Regions from separate parts of the Mus musculus genome. Here all the other regions are linked to region 3. A link is a loop called in an ENCODE intact Hi-C map of the cell type or tissue named here. Cell type or tissue: left cerebral cortex. All regions are shown on one strand. Region 1 overlaps Nf1 (neurofibromin 1). Region 2 overlaps Nf1 (neurofibromin 1). Region 3 overlaps Nf1 (neurofibromin 1). Region 4 holds the start of Wsb1 (WD repeat and SOCS box-containing 1). Region 5 overlaps Nf1 (neurofibromin 1).

Region 1 (5,000 bases), 110 kb after region 3:
AGTGCTGAGGCACAGAGAAGAGACAGAACTGAGCTGAGGAGAACTTTTTAGACAGAATTTTTTAGCTTATCTGAACAGAACTTTTTAGAACAGAATTGAGGATAATTTTTTAGTCAGGACAAAGGAGAACTTTTTAGACAGAACTGAACTCAAGAAAAACTCACAAGTAAAGGCATAGCATTGGGAGAAAAGGCATTGAGAGTAAGAGCATTACTGTGACATCAGAGCAGGAGGAGAGAGCAAGAAGAGGAGAATGCAGTAGAGAGACAAGGCTTAGCCTTACTAAAGAGAACAAAGCTTTCTTCTTACAGACTTGGATCTTCTCACACTATCTTCCCTTTCTTTCCCTCTCTCCCCAAAGTAGGCTCTTACTGTCTAACTTAACTTTTATAAATTAACTTCTGAACATCAGGTGAGAATGTTTTCCTTCTGTCATTGGCACATCCTATGAATAAAACAACCAACTCACAGCCGTTCACAATGTACTGTTTGTGAAATATAATCAAGTGTGTGTCTACTAGTGAGAATCTTTTAGTTGATAGATTAGAGTCCTCTAAATGAGATATAAAACAATGTTTGTTGTAGCAGTATTTAAGTGTACTATATTTTCTGAGTCTTAAACTAAAAAAAAAAAAAAAATTAGAACCATGGACTTTTTGAAGGGTTAGTACGGTAATAAGAACTTAGGATTTAAATCCAAAAGAACCATAAAGCAGGTGTGAATTCAGGTCAATAAGTTATGTCTGCTTAGTGTATTTTCTAAAACTATAACATGAAAATAATGGTATCTCTCTATATGTTCTTTAAAGTATTAAATGAAGACTACGCCAAAGAGACCTTGCAAGATGGCTCAGCAGCTGAAAGTACTCACCACTGAACTGACAGCCTGTGCTTGGTCCCGTGGGACACGGTGTGAGGAGAGAACTGACTCCCATAGATTGTTCTCTGACTTCACACTGGCAATGGTACACAAGCGCGCACGCAAGCACACACACACTAAACAAATGTTTTAAAAAAAGCTGGCTTTTTTGTAAGACATCGTTCTTTTTATAAGAAAATCAATATATCAAAGCAAAACAAAACATGCTATATTAATACAGCATGAGCACATTCAGTAAGTGGTTTGGTAATAAACTTTGTTTCACACCTCCCAAAACATATTCATCCTTTCAAAGTTGTGTTTTACCTGGTCATAAATTCCTCAAACTTTGAACTGGTAAGGTTAAGGCTGGACCAGTGTGTATCTGCCACAGGCTTGTGCTCCGGAGGACCCAGATACGCGAGAAGTGTGGCCATCTTATCAAAAGGTCGTCTTCCAACAGCTTTATGATCCCTGGTAACAACAGGAAATGCTTATTAAATGGCACTTCACATTAATTGGGGAGTCTGACCTTCCTTTAGACTGCCACCGCTTGCTTTTCTTCTAACTACTGTTCCTGCCTGATTTGTAAGTTTGCAGCATCGAAAGATTTCAGATCTTAGAAACACAATTATTTCCCACCTGTAAAACCTACTGTTTTAAGTTCGATTTTTGTTTTTGTTTTTGTTTTTGTTTTTTAGAATTGATAGTTCTAACATTCTCATCTACAGACTCTATCTTGTGAAAACCGTGTTTGGGACATGAGCCTATGTAACCATAGTAACTGATGATCTTTTATGGACTTTTTTTTTTGAGACATTGTCTTATTATAGTTAGCTCAGGTTAACCTCAAACTCATGATCCTCCTGCCTCAGCCTCCCAAATGCTGGTATCATATCATGTTTTTAAAGATTTATTTTTTATTCACGTGTATTTGTGTATGAGGCCAGAAGTTTGTATCAGATCCTCTGGAGCTGGAATTAAGAGGAGTTGTGAGCTACTTGCCATGGGTGCTGGAAAACAAACTGGAAGAGCAATGTGGTAGTTTGAATAAGAATAGCCCCATAGGCTTATATGTCTGAATACTCAGTGTGTGTTCTCCCCAACCCCCTATTCCTTAGTGGTTATATCAAAATTACAGGATATTCAAGCTAGTGAGCAGACATGAAACTATCAAATCATTGTCTATATTTTCATGTTTGAAATATGTATCATTTTTAAAGTAGCACATTTAAAAATTTCAACAAACTGTGCATATGTATTCAAATCATGAAAAAAGAAGAGAATGTTCATTTTTAAAAGTTCCAGGTTATTAGCCAGGCGGTGGTGGTGCACACCTTTAATCCCAGCACTTGGGAGACAGTGGCAGGTGGATCTTTGTGAGTTTGAGGCCAGCCTGGTCTACAGGGCAGCCAAGGCTACACAGAGAAACCTTGTCTTAAAACAACAAAAACAAAAACAAAAAACAAAGCTAAGCAAAGCTCCAGGCTACTTGGGTACTGCCAGGATAAAGTCCTTTCCTTCTCCTGCTTCAGGGGCACATGTCAGCCATGTCCATGCCTACATCAACCCATAAACACTCCATAAAGGATTAACAAGTTTACTTTTAAACTTCCATCTCCTAGATGTTTAGCCACAGTGATCTCCTCAGACACAGAAATTGGAGCCCTTTACAATTCTATATAAACTTAAAAGGAAATAACTCTGACAAAGGACAGCAGGTTAATTTATGTCACTAGAAGCTTTTACTAAAAAGCTAGTGAAATAATTTCCAAATACTTTGAGTTACTGCATCTCGTCTCATTCTCTCTAGTTTGCCTTACCTCTAGACACGGTCTTACCACGTAGCCCTGGCAGGCCCAGAGCTCACGTAGACCAGTCTGGCCTCAGAGTCACAGAGATCTACCAGCCTCTGCATTGCACACAGTGGGATTAAAAGCATGGCACTGTGCCTGACTGACTGGGTACTTTCTATATGCTGCTTGGTTTTCATACACTTAATAAATAGCATCTGTGATTGTGGAACTTGTAGTTCCACAGCTGGTGCTACGAATCATATAACATGAGTTAAGTTTTGCCATATGCATGTGAATCTGCGCTTCTCTTTCCAAATCATAATACTGCAAAAATGTGCAAATAGAAGATCAATATTTAGGATCAATAATTTTATTAATTCAACTTAAACTAAGTGTTTAATTTCCCCAAGACTTGGAAAATATACCTGTTACTGGAAAGATACTGGCCAATTTTCTCCTGATTGTTCCAAAGCAGCCGATGTAAAGCAAGCACATTGCCATCGCTGATGAAGGAAAGACTATGGTTTACTGCATCACTTGTGGGACAATCTGATGCTATATCTAGGAAAAACCTGCAAAAATACAAAGCCATTAGAATTTTTAACCCCAGGTATACTTATGCATTACATTTATATAGAGTCTAGTAATATAGTAGCTGTGATTGCAAAGGAGGGGGCCTTATGCCCTCAGTGTAAATGAGAAGCACAAGGAGAAAGTTGTCTTCCCATTTCTGATATTAGTTTCCACTTCAACTGCAGAGCAGTCTTCTGAAGTTGGAGAACAATAAATTTATATGGATAAAATCTGGAGAACAAGCTAGTATCTTAACAGATAAAAGACATGGAGGCCTAGGTAAAGACTTCTCTTAAAGTTACACCAGCTGCCTGTCAGAGCCAGGAGTGGAACTTTGGTAGTCTTAACCATCTGTGAGTAGTCATAATAGTTATTTTCTACCTGAAGACACCAAAGGCCAGGAAGCACTGTATGACAACAAACTGGAAGGGCAGCTGCAGAAGGATGCGTGACATGAGTGACATCAGCTAGGCTTCTGAAGGGATTCTGCCAGCTCAAGCCTGCAAACGTGGCTCTGGCAGACTTTGCCCTTCTCCCCATCCCCTCTACTTTGCTAAACACTGTTAGATTACATTCCTAAAAGTAGCCACTAAGGTCTAGTCCCTTATTTGGCCACTTCCTCCTCTTGAGGCTGACTATTATCTATGTATTGGAAGTCCAGCAGTCAAAAGCCCTGCTTTGGCCACTAAAATCAAACACCTCATCCTAACACTGGGTGTCCCCTTTTTACCTTTATAAACTGCCATTTGCCTATGGGCTATGTCTGTCTCCTCTCTATCCAGAGGCAGGCCTTTGTCATCATTCCAGGGCCCAACCCCTGTTCCCCGGGACAAACATCCCTTCTCCCTCTCCCTTATCCTCTATCTCCTGTCTTTGTCTCTCATTTCCTGCTCTCTGTCCCTCTGTGAGAAATAAATCTCATCTGTGCTGAGCACTTGGTCGTGGTGGCTGTGTGCAGATTCCAGTCCCTTCAGTTTCTCGTGCTGGCAAATGACTTCTGAACATCAGCACCTTCACAAAGCACTTTCCCAGGAATCATCTCACTTGTTTTTTAAAAAAGTAACCCTGGCAAAGACAGTACTACCCCAAGGTTACAAATAAACCAACAATTCAGAGAATTAAAGTGAAGAATCAGTTATGAAAATTCAGTCGTAAAGCCTCTACAATTATCTGTTTCTTCGCACTCAAAATCTTATATTTTTGTACATTTTGGTATATGAAGTATTGTTTTAAATTCAGAGACACTTCTAAACTGCAGAAACAAAAGTATTATTAACATAAAAGCACCCTGACATAACCTGTATCGCATGGTTATGGTTTTTAATACGAGGAATCTTCTTGAGCCCATTCTGCAGCATTGCCTAAGTGAGAAAACGCCAACAGTGCTTTACAGGTTCCAGAGAGTTTTCTCAGTGTCTTAAAGTTAAACAGAACAAAAATGTGGTCTTAGTCTAGAAAGGATTGGGGGGGTGGGGAATCACATACAGAAATTTAATGTAGACCAGATACACGGACTGCAGTAAAATGGAGACATGGTGGCCACTGAAGACTCTGGCTGCTTACCTTCGTGCCAAGTCAAAGTTGCTTTTCACAAAATCATTAAAAGGTCTCATATGCTCTTCTTTTGTGAACAGTACATGATTGGCAATGCTCTGAAGTACCTAAACAATCAAACAAGATTATGAGTAGTCAGATTATTTGCTATATGAAACCTATAAATTAATATAGTCATTAAAATATAAATTTTCCATTGATATTTCTACTGGCAGTTC
Region 2 (5,000 bases), 130 kb after region 3:
TAATAAGGTTGGTCTTGAGTTTTTTGTTTGTTTTGTTTTGTTTTTCTTTTAAAAAGTTCCAAGCTACTCTTCCTGTAAGCGGCCAGAAGAGACCTGTGAAGATGGTTTGCTACTCTCTTGACCCAAAAAAACCCCACAAAATCACGCAAATCAAGAGGTCCAAACCTTCATGTTCACTTTAAGAACACTCGGGAAACTGCCCAGGCCATCAAGGGTATGCATATCCACAAAGCCACCAAGTATCTGAAGGATGCCACTTTAAAGAAGCAATGTGTGCCATTCTGGCGGAATAATGGTGGTGTTGGTAGGTGCAGCCCAGGCCAAACAGTGGGCCAAACAGGCTGGATGGTGGCCAAAAAAGAATGCTGGGTTTAGACGTGGATGCTCTAGTCATTGAACACAGCCAGGTGAACAAGGAACCTAAGGGGTGCCGAAAAAACCTACAGAGCTCTTGGCCGAATTCACCCATACATGAGCTCCCCCTGCCACACTGAGATGATCCTCACTGAGAAGCAACAGATTGTTCCAAAGCCCAAAGAAGAGGCAGCACAGAAGAAAAAGAAATCCTGGAAGAAACTGAAGAAACAAAACTCAAGGCCCGGGAATAAATTCAGCATCAAATAAATGCAGATAAAGTTAAAAAAAAAAAAAGTTACAGGCCATAATGAGATCTTGTCTTTTTTTAAAGAAAAAAGAAAGAAAGAAAGAGAGAGGGAGGGGGGGAAGGGGGAAGGGGGAAGGGGGAAGGGGGAGAGGAGGGAAGGGGGAAGGGGGAAGGGGGAGAGGAGGGAAGGGGGAAGGGGGAAGGGGGAAGGGGGAGAGGAGGGAAGGGGGAAGGGGGAAGGGGGAAGGGGGAAGGGGAGGGGAGGGGAGGGGAGGGGAGGGGAGGGGAGGGGAGGGAAGGGAAGGGAAGGGAAGGGAAGGGAAGGGAAGGGAAGGGAAGGGAAGGGAAGGGAAGGGGAGGGAAAGTGGGGAGCCACGGGTATATCAGCAGTTCTCAACTCATGGGTTGAGACCCCTTTGAGAATTGGATGACCCTTTCATAGGGGTTACATATCAGATATCATGCATATTAGATATTTACATTACTACTCATAACAATAGCAAAATTACAGTTATGGAGTAGCAATGAAAGTGATTTTATGGTTGGTGGTCACCACAACACGAGGAACTATATTATAGAGTCACAGCATTAAGAAGGTTGAGAAACACTGGTGCATGTGATCAAGAGAGATTGTTTATATGTTCAAAATTGCCAAAGAAAAAACATAATTTGGGGGACTAGCAGCATTGGCTGCTCTTTGAGAGGACCCAAGTTCAATTCCCAGTACCCACATGCAGTTAGAACTGTTTTAATTCCAGTTTCAGGGCATCTAACAGCCACTTCTGGCCCCTTTGGGCATTTTATACACATGGTGCACAAACATACATGTAGGCAAAATACCTATTTATATGAAATAAAATCTCAAAAAAAATTTTAAGTAATTGAGGCGAGGTATGATGTTGGATGCCTTTAACCCCTGTAACAGGAGGCAGAGAAACTTTGTGCATTTGAGGCTATATCCTAGTTCTGCACAATGAATTCCAGGCCAGCTAGGCTACACCAGAGATCCTATCTCCAAAAAAGTAAATACGTAAGAGGTATTTTTAAGTCAAGCCAGGAATGGTAGCGCATGCTTTTAACCCTAGTACTCAGGAGTCAGAGGCAGGCAGAGATCTCTTTGAGTTCAAGGCCAGCCTGGTCTACACATCAAGTCCAAGACAGCCAGCACTATTACACAAAGAAACCCTGTCTCAAAAAAAAAAAAAAAGAAAAGAAAAAAGAAAAAAAAAGAAGAAGAAAAAGAAAAAGAAAAAGAAGAAGAAGAAAAAGAGGTATTTTAAGTCATGTGCTATAAAGCTTAGAAATATTAGTCAGAGCTTCACAGACTTACATCAACAGTTGTTTTCTTGTGTTAGGAGGGATCAAGAATAGGGTCTCATGCGTGCTAGACCAGAACTCTACCACTAGGTTGCATCATCAGACCTTCACTCTTCATTAAGAAAACTACTAAATGACTTTTAATTACAGTTAAATGCTAAAAAGTTCATAATATTTACTGATAATACATTTGAAGATGTGTGAAAAATTTTAGGTTTGAAGAAAATAATTTAGGAGTACTCTAATAAATGGGCATAAAAGTACAATTGTAAGTGAGTCAGCTGTGGAGATGCTGCCTGTGCCCCCAGCATTTGGAAAACAGAGGCAGAAGGATCTCTAGTCGGAAGCCATCCTGTCTACACAGTGAGCTTCAGGTCAGCCAGAGCCCACAAGGTGAGACCATCTCTTGTCATAAAGCAAGTAAGCAAACCAACAAAATTGCTAAGACGATAGAGCTCATGTTAAATAATTTTACTAATACCGAATTGAATCAAATCAAAGCAACCACAGAAGTATTTTAGAAAGCAGGAGCAAGGGTACTCTAGGGCAGAAACAGTTATCACATTTGAGATGAGTACACAGAAGAGCCTCAGCATCAGCTGAAGACAGTTAAGGCAGGGCCCAGGTAAAGTGCAGGGTTATAGGGCAAAAAATATGAGCTTTATTTTTAGATACAAAAACCATGATCTCACAGGCTCTCTGTTTTTAACTGTGTATTTTCAACGCACGTGCACATGAGTAGCACCTCTCCTTTGGTGCTGTTGGGAGTGCTGGGACCTCGGCTCCACTTCTTTTACAGAGCAGCAGACACTCTTAAGCACCAAACCGCCCTTCCAGCCTCTGCTACAGGTGGGTTCCTTCATTTCTGTTGTTAATTTTATGTAAATGGTTGCTTTGCCTAGGGAGGCAGAGAGAGCACCCAGTCCCCTAAAACAGGAGTTACAAGTGGTTGTGAAGTGACCATGTGAGCTGGGAATCCAACCCCAGTCTTCTGAAAGACTCCTGAACCAGTTTCCAGTTCCTCACCCTCTCATTACAGTTTTTAGGCAAAAAAAAAAAATTATTTTAGTAATTAGAAGTTTACTCTTACTAAAGTCTTTTTTCTTTTCCTTCCTTGCTTTCTTCCTTCCTTCCTCTTTTGATAAAATAAACCATACGACTTTAAGAAAGTGTGTGTGTGTGGGGGGGGGGGGGAAGACAGGGATTCACTAGGTAAGCTATAGCTGGCCTAGAACTTATCAGGTAGACCTGCCTGCCTCTGCCTCCCCATGCTGGGACTAAAGGCATGAGCAAAAATATAGGGATCAACATGGCTTTTTTAAATGAAAATGAACAAAAGCTTCCTCAAAGTTTTCAAATGTATTACCAAGAATGTTGTAGTTTGATGGGCAGAGGGTGCAACTCAGTGATAAAGCACTTGCCTAACAAGTAAGGCCCTGACAGCAATCCCCAGAATACAAAATAAATGTAGACGGACAAATAGTCATGTATTTCTATGGTATTTTATCAGTCCATTTTGTTTGGAGACACAGACTTATACAGCCCAAGCTGGCCTTGAACTTGCTCTGTAGCCGTCGATGACTTATGAGTCTTCTATCTCTTGCCTCCACTTGCTACGTGCTAGAATTATGAGTGTGTCCACCACATCCAGCATGCCTTCAAATGCAAATTTCAAATGTAATGTAATACTTCAAGTAAAAATTAAGGTGTGTAAGGCAGAGATAGTTATTGAGCACAAATCGCAGATTATAGATTTAGTACTATTAACAACTAATAGTTAGGTTAACTATTACTTTATATATACGTAAAGATAAGAGACAACGCTGTTTTACATTTCTTCCCATTGGTGATTCCATGAACGTTTGTCACTGGGTTGGAAAGAAAGAACTAGTCAGGGGTAGGAGTACCAACCACTTCTCAATAGTTAGAAGCAAAACACATTAAGAAAAAAGGTTTAATGACTCAAGTTGGTTAATTATTTTTTTAGACAGTCTTACAGTGCTCTAACTGGCTTGAAACTCACTATTAACAAAGAGGACCTTGAACTTCTGAACCTCCTGCTTTCACCCTCCAAGCTGCTGAGATTACAGGCAAGCACAATCATGATGGATTTTCTGTGGTGCTAGGGAAAGCATTCTACCAATGAGCTACAGTCTCAGCTCTCCATTATGTAATTTTTTCCAGTTCTTAAATTTTGTCAATTCACTTAATAAACACTTCTGAGGATACTTATTTTGAAGCACTAGCTGTATGTCAAGCATTCTATTACCCTACTTTCTCAATAAACTTACCCACTGAGAACAAGGGACCACATTGGCAAGAGCCATAGCTATAGGGAGTTCTCCCTGGTCTCCCATCATTGTGACCAGTTCCACAAGTCTCTCAAATCGATCTGCCAACACCGTTTCCGCAAGTGTATCGAATTCTGTTCCTTGTTGAAGGATTTTTGTCAGAACTTCCATAAACGTAGCTCTTGTCTGAAGATCCTTGTGATAACCTAAGCCTGATGAGGATAGACAGATGCAAATTTACCACCACAGCCTGGCTGAAGCAATTTTCATTTTGCATGTTATGTCAACTCTAGATTTTTATGTTTTATGTCTATGAGTGTTTTGCATGCCTAATGTCTGGGTATCAATCACATGTATGCCTGGTTACCACAGAGGCCTGGAAATTAAACCTAGGTCCCATGGAAGACCAGCCGGTGCTGTAAACCACTGAGCCACCCTTCCCACCCAGCTCTCTAGGTTTTATATTTCTGCTTTGGTTCTGTTTGCTTGCTTGCTTGTTTGTCTGTTTACAGACAGGGTCACTGGTAGCCTTGGCTGTCCTGGAACTCACTGTGTAGACCAGGCTGACCTTGAACTCATAGAGATCTTCTTGTTCCTTCCTCCTGGTTAATGGGATTCAAGTTGTGCACCATGCTAGGCCAGTTTTTTATGTAGCTTTCATTTGATCTCACCTATGGAGTGCATGAGTCCACTGTCCACATTAGCATTGAGTAAGTTTGACATTGCAAGCACTGTACAGTGCCTCAGGGATGCCAGCCTCCGAGACATGCCACGTTTCCTGCCACCCG
Region 3 (5,000 bases):
CTTTTAAGTCAGGGAAACACAAATTGAAAATGAATCACAGAACTCACACCAAATTGTGTAAAATGGGACATTACTCAGACCTTCAGCTGCTCCTGTAATTAGAGTCTCCTTTGGGGGAGGGGCAGCTAGTGATACTTTAAGCTCTGTAGGTTCAGTTGCTTGCAAAGATAGACTTTCCTCAAAAGCTGGAAGTTCTGTCTATTAGATAAAACTGGAATGCTGCCCCAGTTTCCTGGGATGTACTGGTCAGAAGTGGCTCCGTTTGATCTTTCCATAGGAGCTCAAGTGGGGCAGTTTAAGAACTATGGGGAAACCCGCTACAGGAAGAGTGCACATTTATAAGTTGTCCTGTTTTGATGGGGGAAGCAAAACAGTAATGGGCCAGTAATGGAACTCAATGACTTTAAAAAAGCCAAGCAACTAGAGTTACAGCAGCCTCAGTCTGTGCTGCCCACGGTTGCAGGAGCCAGAGCGGGGTGCACCCCAGCAGTACTGCGGTGGGGAGCCGGGCCTGGCAGCTAAGCCACGGGCCTCCTGCGGCTAAACTCAGCTGGCATCTCAGCCTCCCAGCCTTGGTTATCTGCTCTGACAGTTATTCTAAGGCAGCCTTTACAAGAGCTCAGTTTGCTGCATCTGTCTCCAGTAGTCTCCAGTGATTCTATGTTAAAATCACTACTAACACTAAGGGGTTTCCTTTTATTTTGGCAAATGGTTCTTACTTTTCCCAGGGCTGTAAACAAATTAAAAAAATTAAATTGTTATTTCTGAATATCAAAAGCAATTTTATTTACATTAACATATTACATTGTTACTGTATGGATAAGTGTGAAACGTGTTATATTATTAAAGTCAGAATACTTAAATGTACCATTATTTATTGACTTAGCTGTGGAGTTTAACTTACTGAAATCCACTAGTGAGCCAGCACTACAGGACCTGTCCACACCCTACTGGGTTTCTTTTGGTCCCTCCCAAAGCCATTATGTCTTAATACATGAAGGGAACCTGGAAGTAGAGGGATAATACCTTTTAAAAATAAATATAGTTCAATCTTAACTGAGAGCATCCATGTACTACTGTGCTCACTAAAGTCAAACTGTCTTGCATCCTGCGGGTACCATGAAGCAGCTGGGTGTGCATCCCTTGGAAGGGCCTGAGTCCCACTGGTCCAGCCACTCTGCACAGCAGCGATCCTAGAGGTCCTGTGTCCATACCACACAGGCCGGCCAGACTTCACAGTGACTAAATGCAATCCTATCAGATAGAATCCAAATGTTTTGCTAGAGATTCCTGATTTTATTTGGAGGAGAGGAGTAAGATTAAAAGATTTTAAAAATACATCTTATCAAAGAAATTTATGATAATATACAGCATATTCTGTTTCTTGGAAAATTATTTAACAAAATAAAAATATCACCTACCCTATGTCACGTACCATTCCATTTTGCTACGGAGCCAATGGAAAGAGCTATGAAAATTACCTTGTGGAAACGAGTCTCACCACTCTGTCTGCAAATTACCCTGCTTAGAATCACTTAGGAAAGAGGAGAAAGCAAGTGCAAACACAAGTGTAGTTTCTATACTTAGTATAGTCTTGGCTTAAAAAAAAAAAAAAAGAACAGAACACCTTCATATGTAAAAATTAAAAGATAATCAACTGGAAAAAAATTACCCAGGTTGGATGACCAAGTATGTATAAGGCCTCAGAACCAATAGCTTTAATTCAGCAATGTTAAGATGTGTGTGTCACGCTTATTTTCCTGTACTTATTGCTAAGACTCAAATGTTAGTATTTCTTAAGAATTCGTTACAAAATATTAGTTTGCCCCTCCCTCAGTCCCTGGCCTGTGGCTTTATTGAGGCTTGGCCTCTGTGGTTCCTTCAACTACATAAGGTAAAAAAAAAAAAAAAAAAAAGTCCACAGCTAGAAGATTAAATACACTGGGGTTAAAATATGATTTCTCCCCCAAACTTATAAGTGTGTAACTAAGACGACCCCTTCACTCTGCAAGACGGGAACACAGAAGGCCGTCCTCCGCGTACGGCCCGTGGCTTGCGGCAGCGGCAGCACTGCAGGGTTCATCCACACCCACGGTCCACGCTCTCAGTCAGGCCTCCTGACCGCCTGCTGTCTCTGCTGTCCTCAGAACAAGTGCTCAACCAGACACATGCCAAAGTAGAAGGAAAAACATCAAAGAAAAGCAGCATTAAACTTAGGCAATGCTCCAAGAGATGACCGTCTGGCGACACGGCGACCAGATGGGATCATAAGACACGAAGTGCAGCAGTGCAAGGTGAGGGGTCACTAGTGAGAAGCCATGTTAGGTTGGTTTGAAGAGTGAAACAAAGAACGCTTCACACGATCTTCTTAATGCTATTACGTTTGAAACTGCCAGCACTTCTTTGCTTCTGCACTTGGCTTGCGGATCCATGGCGAGTCCGTCCACTGTTACAGTGGCCAGCGGTGGGGGAGAGTTCAACGTTCTCCTTGTCGAGTCCTGGAGAGACACAACAGCTGGTTACTCCTCCTCTCCTGACGCTAGCTCAGGACCCAATCTCATTCATTGCTTGTGGGTGAGATTGGAATGGTGAGCAGTCCCAGCATACTCCACATTCACAGTAAACTGCCAGGACATTTACAAAGGCCTTGCCACATACTTTGCCTCACACCTTGCTAAGCTGAATTTTCTATCATTGTTGTGAAACAGCGTAAGAGAAAAGAGAAGTTGCAAGAACAGCTGGAGGGAGGTAGGGTGAAAGGCTGGCCATCCAGGAAGCCTTAGGAGAGTACCTTCTCCCAGTTGTACCATGAGTGTCCAGCAGAGGGCAGATTCTAGCCATGTATCCATCTTTCTGCATAGCCGCCATTTCAGAAAAAGGCATATACTTCTCCTTTAATCGGCCTCAATGCCTGTTCTGGAGGAATGAGGGCATCTCCTGAAAAGGTGACCTACCACGCAGGCCATGCCCGGATCTTGGCTTCATTTCAATCATGGAGAGTCACTACACTTGTCTCAACCTCACTCAAGGGTCCTATAATGTATTTTACAAATAATGTAAACGTTATTTTCAGAAAGGTGATCAGAACAAAAGGGCAAATTTAGAAAAATCTCAGCATATTGATAAAGGTTACAAATAAAGATAGAAAAGAACAGTCTGAAGGAGGTGAGGAAGGCAGTTTAGGCAGCGAGCATGTTCCTTCACAATCCCTGGTAGGATTTTGATCATTAGTTGATTGAGACAGGGTCTCTCTGTGTAGCCCTACATGTCTTGAAACTTGGTACGCAGACTAGGCTGTCCTGGAACTCACAGAGATCTGCCTGCCTTTGCCTTCATGTGCCACTGTGCCTGGCCCTGGATCTTCATTATGAGTGGGTTTGCTTCTAAAAAGTTCATTATACTGTAAACTTATGACCTGTGTACTTTTCTGCCTTCTACCCTTCAAAAGAATTTGCTTCCCAAATAGATACTGTACTCATCATGTCTAGCATAGCCATTGGCAGGAGGCATTCTGGTAGCTGATATAAACTGTTCACAGACACACGAGGAGGAGGAGCAGGGAAGGGCAGGCCACACTTAACTGGGGGTGGGGAGGCAGGAAACCATCTGCTCATGTCATGGCCCGCAGCGTTATCCCAGGTCTAACTTTAACTTTATGGACTACTTGAACTTAAAAAGAATCATTACATTTGGGAATGGAAACATTTCCATTTTTGGGCAATAAAGTATTATTTTAAGCCACAAGATATTTATTGTGTTACAGGAAGTGGGACAGATCCATGCGGCAGTTTGTAGGCTGAGGAGAACTGCACCTGGGATGACTGTTCTCTGGAAGACACAGCCTTCATTCAACACAGTTCCACTCCCGTCCTCTCCCATCCGTCTCCTACCAGAACCACCTTCTATGCCCTCCTTGTAGTCACTAGCTTTTGCCTATAACAACAACCTGCATAAACATCTTATCTCTTCAGCTGGAGTGAAACCACCCAGAAAGGGACCAGTTATCATTCATGTTTTTTTTTCTTTATAAAATCTAGCTAATCACTTTCAATAACTATTGGTTTGCAACAAATGTTTCCACTTTAAAATGTGATAGCTGGGGCCCTCTAATTCACAGCCCTCATGCGTGCAGCCCTTACTTGGCACCATGTACATTAGAAAGAGGGATGCTTCCCGGCCAGCTTCCCTCGGAAGTTGACACAGGTTGTCACTCTGTCATCTTTGACACGTGCACGTGACCTGTGACTTCAAGGCCCGAGTTTCCTCAACCGAGATTATTTCCTTAATAGGAATCTCTTCACTATATCTTATTTCCTAATGAGGAAGTCGGAAGGCAAATAAATACAGTGTTAGAGGATTCCTAAGCCTAATTAGAACAAAAAAGTTTTACTAAAATGATCAAGGCCAGGCAGTGGTGGCGCACGTCTTTAATCCCAGCACTTGGGAGGCAGAGGCAGGCGGATTTCTGAGATCAAGGCCAGCCTAGTCTACAAAGTGAGTTCCAGGACAGCCAGGGCTACACAGAGAAACCCTGTCTCGAAAAACAAAAACAAAAAACAAACAAACAAAAAAAATCAAGGAAAAAATTGCATAAATTTTTGGAGAGCACTGTATATGTATATTAAATTGTCAAAGAATAAATAAAAGGTAGATATTATAAACAAGCTCTAGGAGAGTTATTTTTTAAAAAGCAATAAAAATGAATTACATTTACACCAACCCACAGTCTTAGGAAAGCAGGGCCCAGGAAATGGAGTGAACCTAGCACTCAGATAATTTTCTTCTGATAATTTGTCAGCATTCTCTCACACCTCCCTCCCCTCTACGGTGGAATCTAGAAATGCCTCCATGTGCTGCTGAAGGGCGCAGACTGCTCACGTGGAGCAGGCTCCTGCCCTGACACAGGCCTTACTTCACACTTGAGAGAAAGGCCTGACCTTGCACGTCTCCACTGAAAGCTTCATATTCTGTGTTCTTATATCCCTAAGTCACCAGTCCTC
Region 4 (5,000 bases), 320 kb after region 3:
CCAGTGCTTGGGAGGCAGAGGCAGGCAAATCTCTTGGAGTTCAAGGCCAACCTGGTCTACAGAGCTATTCCAAGACAGCTGGGGCTACACAAAGAAACCCTGTCTCAAAAAACCAAACCAAACCAACAACCAAACAAATCAGCATAACTCCCGAGCAAGGCTGACTCACGAATTCCTGAAGCCTTCCAGATTGTTTGAAGATAAGAGTCTTGGAGCCAGGTTGGCCTCATACTTGCTATATAGCAGAAGTGATCTTAAGTTCTTGATTCTTGTGCCTTTGCTTGCCAAGAGCTGGGCTTTCGAGCATGTACCATTTGCTTTAGGTTTCTGAGGAACTGGAGCTGGACTCCATGGTTCCTGTATACTAGACAAATATTTTACTAACTGAGCTATACCCCCCTCCTCCAGCCCTGCAAGTTTGTGAAATCTGCATATTTTTGTATGAAAACTCAAAAAAAAAATAGCTGGGAAGATGGCTCAGAGGTGAAAATGCAAACCTGACCGTTCGAAAGCCCAGAACCCAGGTTAAAGCAGAAGGCAGGAGATTACAGACTACTACTCTACAATCCCTTCACTCTAACAGGGCTGTCAGGGAGTCGGGAAGTTACAGGGCCAGCTAGCATGGTATACAAGCACTGAAATCATGAGAGACCCTGTCTCAGGAAAGGTGGGAGGTGAGGACTCATATCCTAGGATGTCATCTGACCTCTGAATGCCTGCATTCACACAGAAGCATTTAAGACACATGAACTCTCAAAAAAAAAAAAAGACTCAAAAACATGCACATATCTCATACACACATAATAAATAAATAAGCTAAAAACATTAGGGGACAATAATGGTCTGTATTTGACAAGATTGAATTTTCTTTTTCCTTCTACTGTTCGTCAGGCAGCACCATTGCCGTGCATGAAGTTCTGGACAAACATATTGTCAAGCAGTAACCAAGTAATTTTTTTTAAAGAAGGGGATGATTTATTTCTATTAATCATCATGATCTTAAGAATTTCTACCTTGGGCAAAGGGACATGCACACAGTACATGCACTACCTATGGTGTTTGAGATCTAAAGTTATGCTGGGCAATTCTGTCTTCCAGGAGTATCTGAGAAAATCTAAGCCGTTATCTGTTATCCTTTGGAAGAAAGAGTCCCGCAAGGGCCACTAAAATGCAATGACATCATTTATAGATGGTACTTAGATTGAGATGTGGGGCACACCCAAACAATGATGTGGAATAGCTAGCTGCTTCCTAGAGACCTCAACTTCTGTGGAAGAAGGGCAGATTCTGAGGTAGAGGTCATATTGGCCAGCTCTTCAGGAGACCTGACTTTAGGGACCAATTAGAACAGAGGCAGTCTTGGGGAGGCCTCAGAGGTGCCCATCACCCTGGGTCTCCTTCATCAACTGAGTCTTTCCTAAAACCAGTTTGTTCTGTCCTGACCAATTGGACACCACTATGCTAGTTTCCATCATATCTTTCTTCAGCGCAACCTTCACTTCCCAGGTACTAAGGAGCCAGAGACGTAGCTAAAAGGGATTAAGCACGTGAAACGTCTACTTTGCCCTTTCCGGTTCGGTCACGTGCATTATATAATCCCGGGCTTGCCCTTGGCAATGAGCCTTCGACTTCGAAAATGCCCGCAGGTCGCGCTTTGAGGGCTCACGCCCGTCCGTGAATCCAGACCATCACGTCCCCTGCGTCGAGGGGCGGGGCCTGATGGTCTGACGTCACCCACTACACCCCGCCTCCCAGATATTATCAGTGCCGCCCGCCATCTTGTCTCAGTGTCTGGTTTGGCGGCGGAAGCATTGGCGGGCTGTGTGAGTCTGTGAGTGGAAGGCGCGCCGGCTCTTTTGTCTGAGTGTGACCCGGTGGCTTTGTTCCAGGCATTCCGGTGATTTCCTCCGGGCAGTCCGCAGAAGCCGCAGCGGCCGCCCGCGCTCTCTCTGCAGTCTCCACACCCGGGAGAGCCTGAGCCCGCGTCACGCCCCTCAGCCCCCGCTGAGTCCCTTCTCTGTTGTCGCGTCCGAATCGAGTTCCCGGAATCAGACGGTGCCCCATAGATGGCCAGCTTTCCCCCGAGGGTTAACGAGAAAGAGATCGGTGAGGCTCGGGATGGAGGGGGAGCGCGGGGTCTACCGGCAGAGCGTGAAGGGGCTGGCTCCGGGGCCCGGGGGGAAAACGGGGGTGGGGGATGGGAGAACGGGGAAGTCCGATGCCAAGGCCCACGAGCGCGGGGGACCGGATGCCCGGGCTCCGGAGAAATGGAGAGGAGCAAGGACTGACGCTGCGTGGCGGGAGGAAGCGGTCCCGCGATGGGCGTCGGCCGGGAGTGAATGGACCCAGAGCGGGCCTCCCGAGTTTGCTCAGCGCCGGGCAAACCCTAGTGACACCATCACAGCTGGGGTGCGGATCGGACGTCCTGGGATTCTCCCGGCTGTGTCTTGGATATCGAATGGACCTGGAGAGTTACTAGCATAGGCTAAGTGGTCTATCCTAGGCTCTCTTTGGTGGGAAGAAGTTGTGAACTTTTGTGTTTTTTGAGGCGCAGCAGGAACAGCAGCATCTGTATGTCCGGTACTCTATTGAGAAAGGGACCTGGAGAGGTGTCAGCGGCGTAGAAAAAAAAGTTTTAGTGTTTTTTAAAGGATGGCGTTATGAAAGTGAAGGGTTCTAAGGAGGGAATATGTTGCCCACCTACACGGGGGGGTGGGGGTGGAAGGAGCCGTGAGAATAGGTGGAATGGCTGAAGGAGGGCTATTGTACAGAGGATGTAGCCGTGGCTAGACCTGTCACGCGTCTGGCTGAAGCCTGGACAATGGGGAGTGGAAGGGCGTGGGCCAGACCTGCCCGTTGGCCCCTTTAAAGCACTTAGCATTATTTAAATTCTCTCAAAGGAGTCACCTTTGAGCCCATTGGATGACATTCGTTGAACAAAATTATCGTCAGTAGACACTGACTTTACAGTTTTGTCAATTGGATTTTCATGTCCATGCTAAAGGTAGGGGCAGGACTCCATGAGTGTGTGAAGAGTTCCAGGTCAGGCTATAACTGAGCTACTACCCTCTTTAACAAGGCACTGTCACACTTCCTTTCTGGTCGTGAAATCGGAGGATGGAATGTGAGGAAGAACTTGAATCTGGTTAGCCTTGTTCAGTGATGACTCATGATGTAAGTGCTATGCAGATAGGTTGGGTTTTAGGGCTGGTTCCCACCCACTGCCCCATTACTTTTTTTTTTCCCCAAAGCACTTTAGAGAAAAACCTTGAGGTTGATAATATTTTACTAGTCAGTACTTGAGTATTTAAAGCAGCTAATTAAAGTATAAAAATCGTTTGTGTCTGTTAGCTAACAAGGAAACGTGAAGGCACTTAGAAAAATGCTGACTATGTAACAATTAGAATGTCTTACATTTGAAGATGAGTTAGTGAATTGTTTCTTGGGGTTTGGTGTTTGAACCAGCCACATCTCTATCTCATTAACACTTTATAAAGAAAAGTAGCCAAATGAGTGTACCCAAGACTAGTTTTTAAAAGTAACCTTAAAGTACAGATATAAATCTCTGGGAAATAAAGTATTCTTCTTAGATCAACTTGGGAGCATTCTCTTTTAAAGCGAATGTTTCCATTGCCTTCTTTTAAAAAGTAGAATTTTAAAACTTGTTTTCCTTATTTGTGAATGAAGTCCTTCCTAAAATTCATTTTGACCAATAGATGAAAGTTAAGCAGGAATCCCAGTTTGGGGGGCTGAGTATGAGAAGAACCCCAGTGAAAGGACCGTGTAAGAGTATATGTAGGCTTGGAGAAATGCAGGAAGCCTGCAGCAATGTGCTCCTTCTGAGGTTTCGCATTGAAAATGCATTCTGCTGGCATTGAGGCTCACCTACTCATGAGTCTTATATCAGACTCATGTGACTGCCAGTAACAGGAATGTGAGCTTATTCTATGTTGCTCCCTTTTGAAGAAGTGGGGGTTCTCTATCACTTTGGTTAAACCACACCAGGAAGTAGTCTCCAGTTCTGGGTATCACCTTTTTAAGGGTTACTACTAATGGGAATGTATTCCAGGAAAATGTAAAAATTAAGGTAGGAAAAGATAGAAAATTGACTCAAAACTTTATAATCTGAAGACTGATGGAAAGAACTAGAACTATTGTATCCTAGAGAAGACTCCTATATAGGTGTCATATGAGGTCATGAGGTCAAGATTGTTCTCAGATCAGATTCCGCTCAATAGGTGGGTGGGGTAGAAGGAAGATTTTGAATTCTTTTGTTTTTTGTTTTATTTTTTCTTTGTTCTCCTTAAGGCAGAATTTCTCTGTGTAACCCGGGAACTCTGTAGAGCAGGCTGGCCTCAAACTCAAGAGATTCTTGTCTGCCTCTGCCAACTGAGTGATGGGATTAGGATTAAAGGCGTGTGCCACTACCATTCAGCAGATTTGAGTATCTAAAAAAGAAAACATTGTTTAAGCAAAATAGTTTTATCTTAGTGATGGGTGTTAGGATATTTTCATACAAGAAGGAAAATTTTAAAATAATGTAGGAGTTCTGAGTTGGAGCCTGGCCTGGTCTACAGAATGAGTTCCAGGACAGCCAGGGCTACACAGGGAAACCCTGTCTCGGAAAACAAAAATTGCGTGTATTATGTGTGAAGAATAGTAAAAGTGTGTTCTCCCCTTGTGCCATGTGGCTACTAGGAATTGAAATCAAGTGGTCAAGCTTGGCAGCAGGTATGTGTACCCACTGAGTCATTTTGCTAGCCCTCCAGCTCTTCCCAGGCTGACCATGTAGCTGAGGTGACCTTAAAATTCCAATTCTTTACCTGGTTTGTACTAATGATGAAGATAGAAACCAGAGCTTCTTGTAGATTAGCAAGACAACCTATGCCTAACGATTTATAGTTCTTGAAAGGTGATGATAATCTTAATTCCCCTTCTGTTCTCTTTTCTCTTCCCACTTTCATGGGGTCTACCTATTTAATCTAGGTTGGCCTTAAAGA
Region 5 (5,000 bases), 170 kb after region 3:
GCATACCCAAGAGGTTGAAGCTTACCTTTTCTAGGCTATTTATAACTGCCAACTGTGCAACCTTCTTCAGGGCTTTAAATTTAAATGCTGTTTCTGGAGGGAAAAAAATGCTTTATTAACTCTCAATTATTTAACAAATAAAATTCAGAACTACTATAAAATAATTTTATAAACTGTTTTGCTTCCAGTATTATTAATAAGCAATTTAATAATAAAAATAAATATAAACCCCCAAACCCATGAGCTACATTGATAGAGACAGAAGTAAATGAAAAGCAAACATGTCTTGAACATCAAGTTTTCCCTTTGCTCTATTTTTAAATTGATTAACAAAACAAACAAAAACTATAAACATGGGGACTGAGAAATGGCTTGGTGGTTAAGAACACTAGACACTCTACCACAGGGCCTAGGTTTGATACCCATCACCCAGAAGGGAGCTCAGCATCAGGCGCCCTCTTCTGTCCTCTTCGGACACCAGGCACTCACACGCCACACAGACACACGCAGCCAAAGCACCCTCACACATACGATAACAATATACATCTTATTTTTAAGTCTATTAAATAATGACACAGAAGTCAGTCATGATGGCAACACCTTGTAGATGTAGAAGCAGGATCCCTGTGAGTTCAAGGAAAGACCTGGTCTGCAGAGAAAGTTACAGGACAGCCAGAGCTACATAGAGAGGCCTTGTCCCACAAACAACAACAAAAACAAAAACCTATATGGGCTGGAGAGGTGGTTCAGTGGTCAAGAGCACTGGCTGCTGTTCACAGGACCTGAGTTCAGTTCCCAGCACCTGTTCACAACCATCTATAACCTCAGCTTCAGAGGATCCAACACCCTCTTCTGCTGTCTGAGGGCACTACATGCATATGCACACATAACAAAACCTTAAAAAAAAAACAGACACTGGTTATTTAAATGTTTTTCAGTCATACATTTAACAAATCTCTAGCATTTCAGTATTTTGAGTAGTACTGATAAATACTTATACTTAAGTAAAGTTTTATCCACCATCTTTTTCTTCAACGTAAGCAACTGTGTCAGCAAGGAACAAATACTTTCTGAGGATTTTGAAATCTACAGAGCTGCTTTTCAGAAAAGTTGTCCACTGAGCTGTATACTGACGATCTGCCACATGCTTGCCATCACTGTCTAGTAGGACAGCTTTAATTTTGATAATCTGAATACTTAGATTACACTTTATCTTTGAATTCTTTTAATTTTTAAGTTACCATGCAAAGAATTGGGTATCGTGACATTTCATAAACATGTGTCATTCTATGTTGCTCTCCATTGTTATCCCTAACCTACCCGGTTTTACCTGCCTCCTCCTAGCTGGCTCCCTTTCTTCCTAACCAGGCAGTCCAACCTTCTGCTTCCATATTGCACATATTCCATACCCTCTGTTTCCCCTTTACTTAAGATCTTTTCCGTTTCATGATCTATCTGTAGTGTGTGTGTGTGTGTGTGTGTGTGTGTACACGAGTGCGCATATGCACATAAACACACCTTTAAATTCAAGTTCCCTACAGAAAACAAAGCATGACTTGTTTGTCTGAACCAAGCTTATTTAACTTAACATAATAAATTCCGGTTGAATCCATTTTCTGGAAATTGTCATGATGGCATTTTTCTTTTCAGCTGTATAAAATTCCATTATCATAATATAGCATTTTAGTTTTTTATTTTATAAAAATATTTTTTAATAAAAAACACGAAGTAGAAGTCTGGCCAATCAACACAGAACTGCTACCACATAAAAAGGCACTTTACCAAACTCTGCTCCAAGAACATACAAATGTTTTGTTTTGTTTTGTTTTGTTTTGTTTTGTTTTATCATGGCTATAGTAATTGTCTATACTTTTCCATTTAACTATTTTTTAAAATTCCAGACTGGAGAGATAGCTTAGTGGTTAAGAGCACTGACTGTTCTTCCAGACTTCCTGAATTCAATTTCCAGCAACTACATGGTGGCTCACAACCATCTGTAATGGGATCTGCTGCCCTCTTCTGGTGTGTCTGAAGACAGCTAAAGTATATTCATAAGCAATAAATAAACAAACAAACAAACTTCCACATCTGCTCACCGTTATCTTCTGCTCCAGTTACAGAACACTGGGAAGTAGGTTGGTTAAAATAACCCTCCTGGGCAGCTTTCTGCTGAACTTTATTTTGCAATCTGACATCTGTGGCTGTAAAGAATCACACTATGCCCAACAGTGGTAGCCTTAATTGGTGAATCCATCTTCCTCACCACAGACTGTGAGCTGCAAGTGATACCAACTGATAGGCTTCCTTGTGAGACCTTTGAAAGCATTACGTGCCAACTCCAATGTCTTGGCAGTAAGGTGCCCTGTACAAAGCAGCAGTGGCACCCACATACCCATGGCCCATGATGTGCATCTTCAAGTGTTCGTTGATTTGGCCCACAGGAAACTACATAGCCAGCTCTCTATGAGCAAGAAATTAACTTAGCCTTGGCCATTCCACTAGCCTTTCCAGTTTTCCTCCACTCCACCACACAAATGCCTACTGTTGCAGCCACCACCACTCACTGTACCAAATATTCTGTATCCATTATTCTCTTTTTTCTTTTTTCTTTTTTTGGTTTTTTGAGACAGGGTGTGCCACCACTGTCCGGCTTCCATTCTTCTCATGATGGACATTCAGGCTGGTTTATTTCCTAAGCCACCGTGAATTGTGTGGCAGTAAAAATGGATGTACAAGAATTTCTGTGGCTATACAATATAGTAGTATATCTGGGTCACATGGTCTGTTATCAGTTTTTCTGAGGAACCCTTCAAACTGTCATAGTGGAGTTTCACTGCCAGGCAGTGGTGGCGCACACCTTTTATCCCAACACTTGGGAGGCAGAGGCAGGCAGATTTCTGAGTTTGAGGCCAGCCTGGTCTACAGAGTGAGTTCCAGGACAGCCAGGGCTACAGAGAGAAACCCTGTCTCGAAAAACAAAAAAAAGAAAAAAAAAAAAAACAGAAAAAAACAGAAAAATAAAAAGTAGCTACTCAGGATCCCACTAGCCCCACCCACATTTTCCCCTCTGTTGTCTTTTGTTTTCTTGACAACGTCCCAACTGAAGTGAGACAGAATCTGAAAGAGGTTTTAATTTCCATTTCCCTGATGTCTATGAATGTTGAAAACTTTTTCCAAGTATCTACTGGTCATTGTATTTCTCCTATTAGGGACTCTATTCAGCTCATGAGCCTATCTACAGACTCTAAAATGATTTTAGAGTTTAATTTTAGCAGTTATTTATATATCATAGATACCAGTCCCCAGCCAGATGTAAGCCTGGAAATTTCTTTTCCCAAGCCTGTAAATGGTCTCTTTACTCTAGTGACTGTGTCCTTTGCTTGGTAGCGATTTCTAATCTCATGTAACTCTCTCTGCCACGTCTTGGTATTGTTTCCTGTGCTATAGTCCTTTTCAGAAAATTCTTGTCTATGCCTATGTCTTCAAATATTTTTACCTGTCTTCTTCTTTCATTAGAGTTTTGATATACTGAATGTCATGGTTTGAATATGCTTGGCCCAGGAAGTGGTCTTGTTGGAGTAGGTGTGTCACTGTGAGCGTGGGCTTTACAACCCTCATCCTAGCTGCCTGGAAATGAATACTCTGCTAGCAGCCTTCAGATGAAGATGCAGAACTCTCAGCTCTGCCTGTATCATGCCTGCCTGGTTACTGCCATGCTTCTCCCCTGATGATAATAGACTGACCCCTGAACCTGTAAGCCACCCACAATTAAATGTTGTCCTTTATAAGACTTGCATTGGTCATGGTTTCTGTTCACAGCAATAAAGCCCTAACTAAGACACTGAATTTATTGTTGCACAATATGTATAGAAATCCAGTTTTCAAGCTGGAGAGGTGGCTCAGAGGTTAAAGAGCACCAACTGCTCTTCCAGAGGTCCTGAGTTCAAATCCCAGCAACCACATGGTGGCTCACAACCATCTGTAATGGGATTTGATGCCCTCTTCTGGTGTGTCTGAAGACAGTTACAGTGTACTCATATAAATAAAATAAATCAGAAAGAAAGAAAGAAAGAAAGAAAGAAAGAAAGAAAGAAAGAAAGAAAGAGAGAAAGATCCAGTTTTCCCAGCACCACTTGTTAAAGAGGGCACCTTTTCTCCAATGCATGTTTTTGATAGCTTTGTCAGAAACTTAGGTAATATGATGGCTAATCTTGTTTGTCAACTTGACTATATCTGGAATCACACCTGTGAAGGAACATGGAAGGAGAAACTTTTCACTTTTGCCTGCCTGCCTGCACTCCCCCTAGTCAAGTGCACTTCTCCTGTTGCTAAGGTAAATAGGAGCCTAAAGGCACTGGCTGGTAAGGGGTGGGATCCTGTAACTTGAGATGGAGAAGTGTAGGGGACAGGTGCTGAGGACTTTGACCCTTCAAATTCTGATGCGTCTGTCTCACCTGTGGCAGTAGTCTGCCCACTCTTAGTGTAGGGTGCGGCCCCACTGTCACACCTTGCAATATTTCCTTTTGTACCTTGGCCTGAGGAAATTAATCCTTTGTTGTCTACAAATTTCAGTGACTTTCACTGAAAGAGAAACATCAAGCAAGGCAATACTGATGCCGCTCAGTGTCTGTCGACAATAATTGCCTCTGAACTATAATCAGTATCAAGGCTAAGAAGGCTTCTAGGAGCGAAACAGAAAGTGAAATTCACAACAAAGGTGTGGTACAATACTAAAGTTTACTGAGTTTGTGAATTCATTCAAGCCGTAGTCTGGGCAATATATATGAGAATGGATTTTTAAGGGCATGAAATAATGGTGAAAAAAAAACCATAAAACTGAATCAAGCTGAATTTATTGATATGGGCCCACTGAGTTAAGGTTCTAAGTTCAATACAGACGTTCTTACAGTTAAAAAGGTATCAAAAGCGTGACTGGTTGGCTAAGCACTAGCCATACTCTACTGAAAGGGAACTGTGGATACCTGATGTCCCTTGACTTA

The links. Hi-C counts contacts between places; a loop is a spot of excess contacts. Peaks named below come from ENCODE experiments on the same cell type or tissue, not always from the same donor. Only the 100,000 strongest peaks of a DNase experiment are listed, where the experiment ranks them.
Region 1: a loop joins it to region 3, with 2.6 times the contacts of the local background. A loop is called at or near these places in 13 of 42 quality-filtered maps.
Region 2: a loop joins it to region 3, with 2.8 times the contacts of the local background. A loop is called at or near these places in 2 of 42 quality-filtered maps.
Region 4: a loop joins it to region 3, with 2.7 times the contacts of the local background. A loop is called at or near these places in 2 of 42 quality-filtered maps.
Region 5: a loop joins it to region 3, with 4 times the contacts of the local background. A loop is called at or near these places in 2 of 42 quality-filtered maps.

The regions. Positions count from the first base shown.
Region 1 is chr11:79,469,662-79,474,661 of GRCm38, reverse strand. It overlaps Nf1 (neurofibromin 1), which reads right to left. Exons shown (of 58, transcript NM_010897.2): 33 at 4,792-4,889; 34 at 3,081-3,227; 35 at 1,187-1,333. Among named protein-coding and RNA genes, the nearest start is that of AU040972, 12 kb to the left of the region's middle. In left cerebral cortex, no CTCF peak of the experiment used is centred here; no DNase peak of the experiment used is centred here.
Region 2 is chr11:79,447,549-79,452,548 of GRCm38, reverse strand. It overlaps Nf1 (neurofibromin 1), which reads right to left. Exons shown (of 58, transcript NM_010897.2): 26 at 4,884-5,000; 27 at 4,213-4,424. Among named protein-coding and RNA genes, the nearest start is that of AU040972, 34 kb to the left of the region's middle. In left cerebral cortex, a CTCF peak has its summit at 1,999; no DNase peak of the experiment used is centred here.
Region 3 is chr11:79,575,752-79,580,751 of GRCm38, reverse strand. It overlaps Nf1 (neurofibromin 1), which reads right to left. Exons shown (of 58, transcript NM_010897.2): 58 at 1-2,498. The coding sequence ends at 2,356. Among named protein-coding and RNA genes, the nearest start is that of Rab11fip4, 13 kb to the left of the region's middle. In left cerebral cortex, a CTCF peak has its summit at 2,803 (motif pointing right); DNase peaks (open chromatin) are centred at 2,828 and 3,598; H3K27ac peaks cover 1,262 bases.
Region 4 is chr11:79,251,459-79,256,458 of GRCm38, reverse strand. Wsb1 (WD repeat and SOCS box-containing 1) reads left to right here and starts at 1,764. Exons shown (of 9, transcript NM_019653.3): 1 at 1,764-2,106. The coding sequence starts at 2,067. In left cerebral cortex, no CTCF peak of the experiment used is centred here; DNase peaks (open chromatin) are centred at 1,747, 2,397 and 3,103; H3K4me3 peaks cover 2,087 bases; H3K27ac peaks cover 1,053 bases.
Region 5 is chr11:79,403,507-79,408,506 of GRCm38, reverse strand. Nf1 (neurofibromin 1) reads right to left here. Exons shown (of 58, transcript NM_010897.2): 6 at 26-93. Among named protein-coding and RNA genes, the nearest start is that of Nf1, 66 kb to the right of the region's middle. In left cerebral cortex, CTCF peaks have their summits at 500 (motif pointing left) and 2,029 (motif pointing left); no DNase peak of the experiment used is centred here.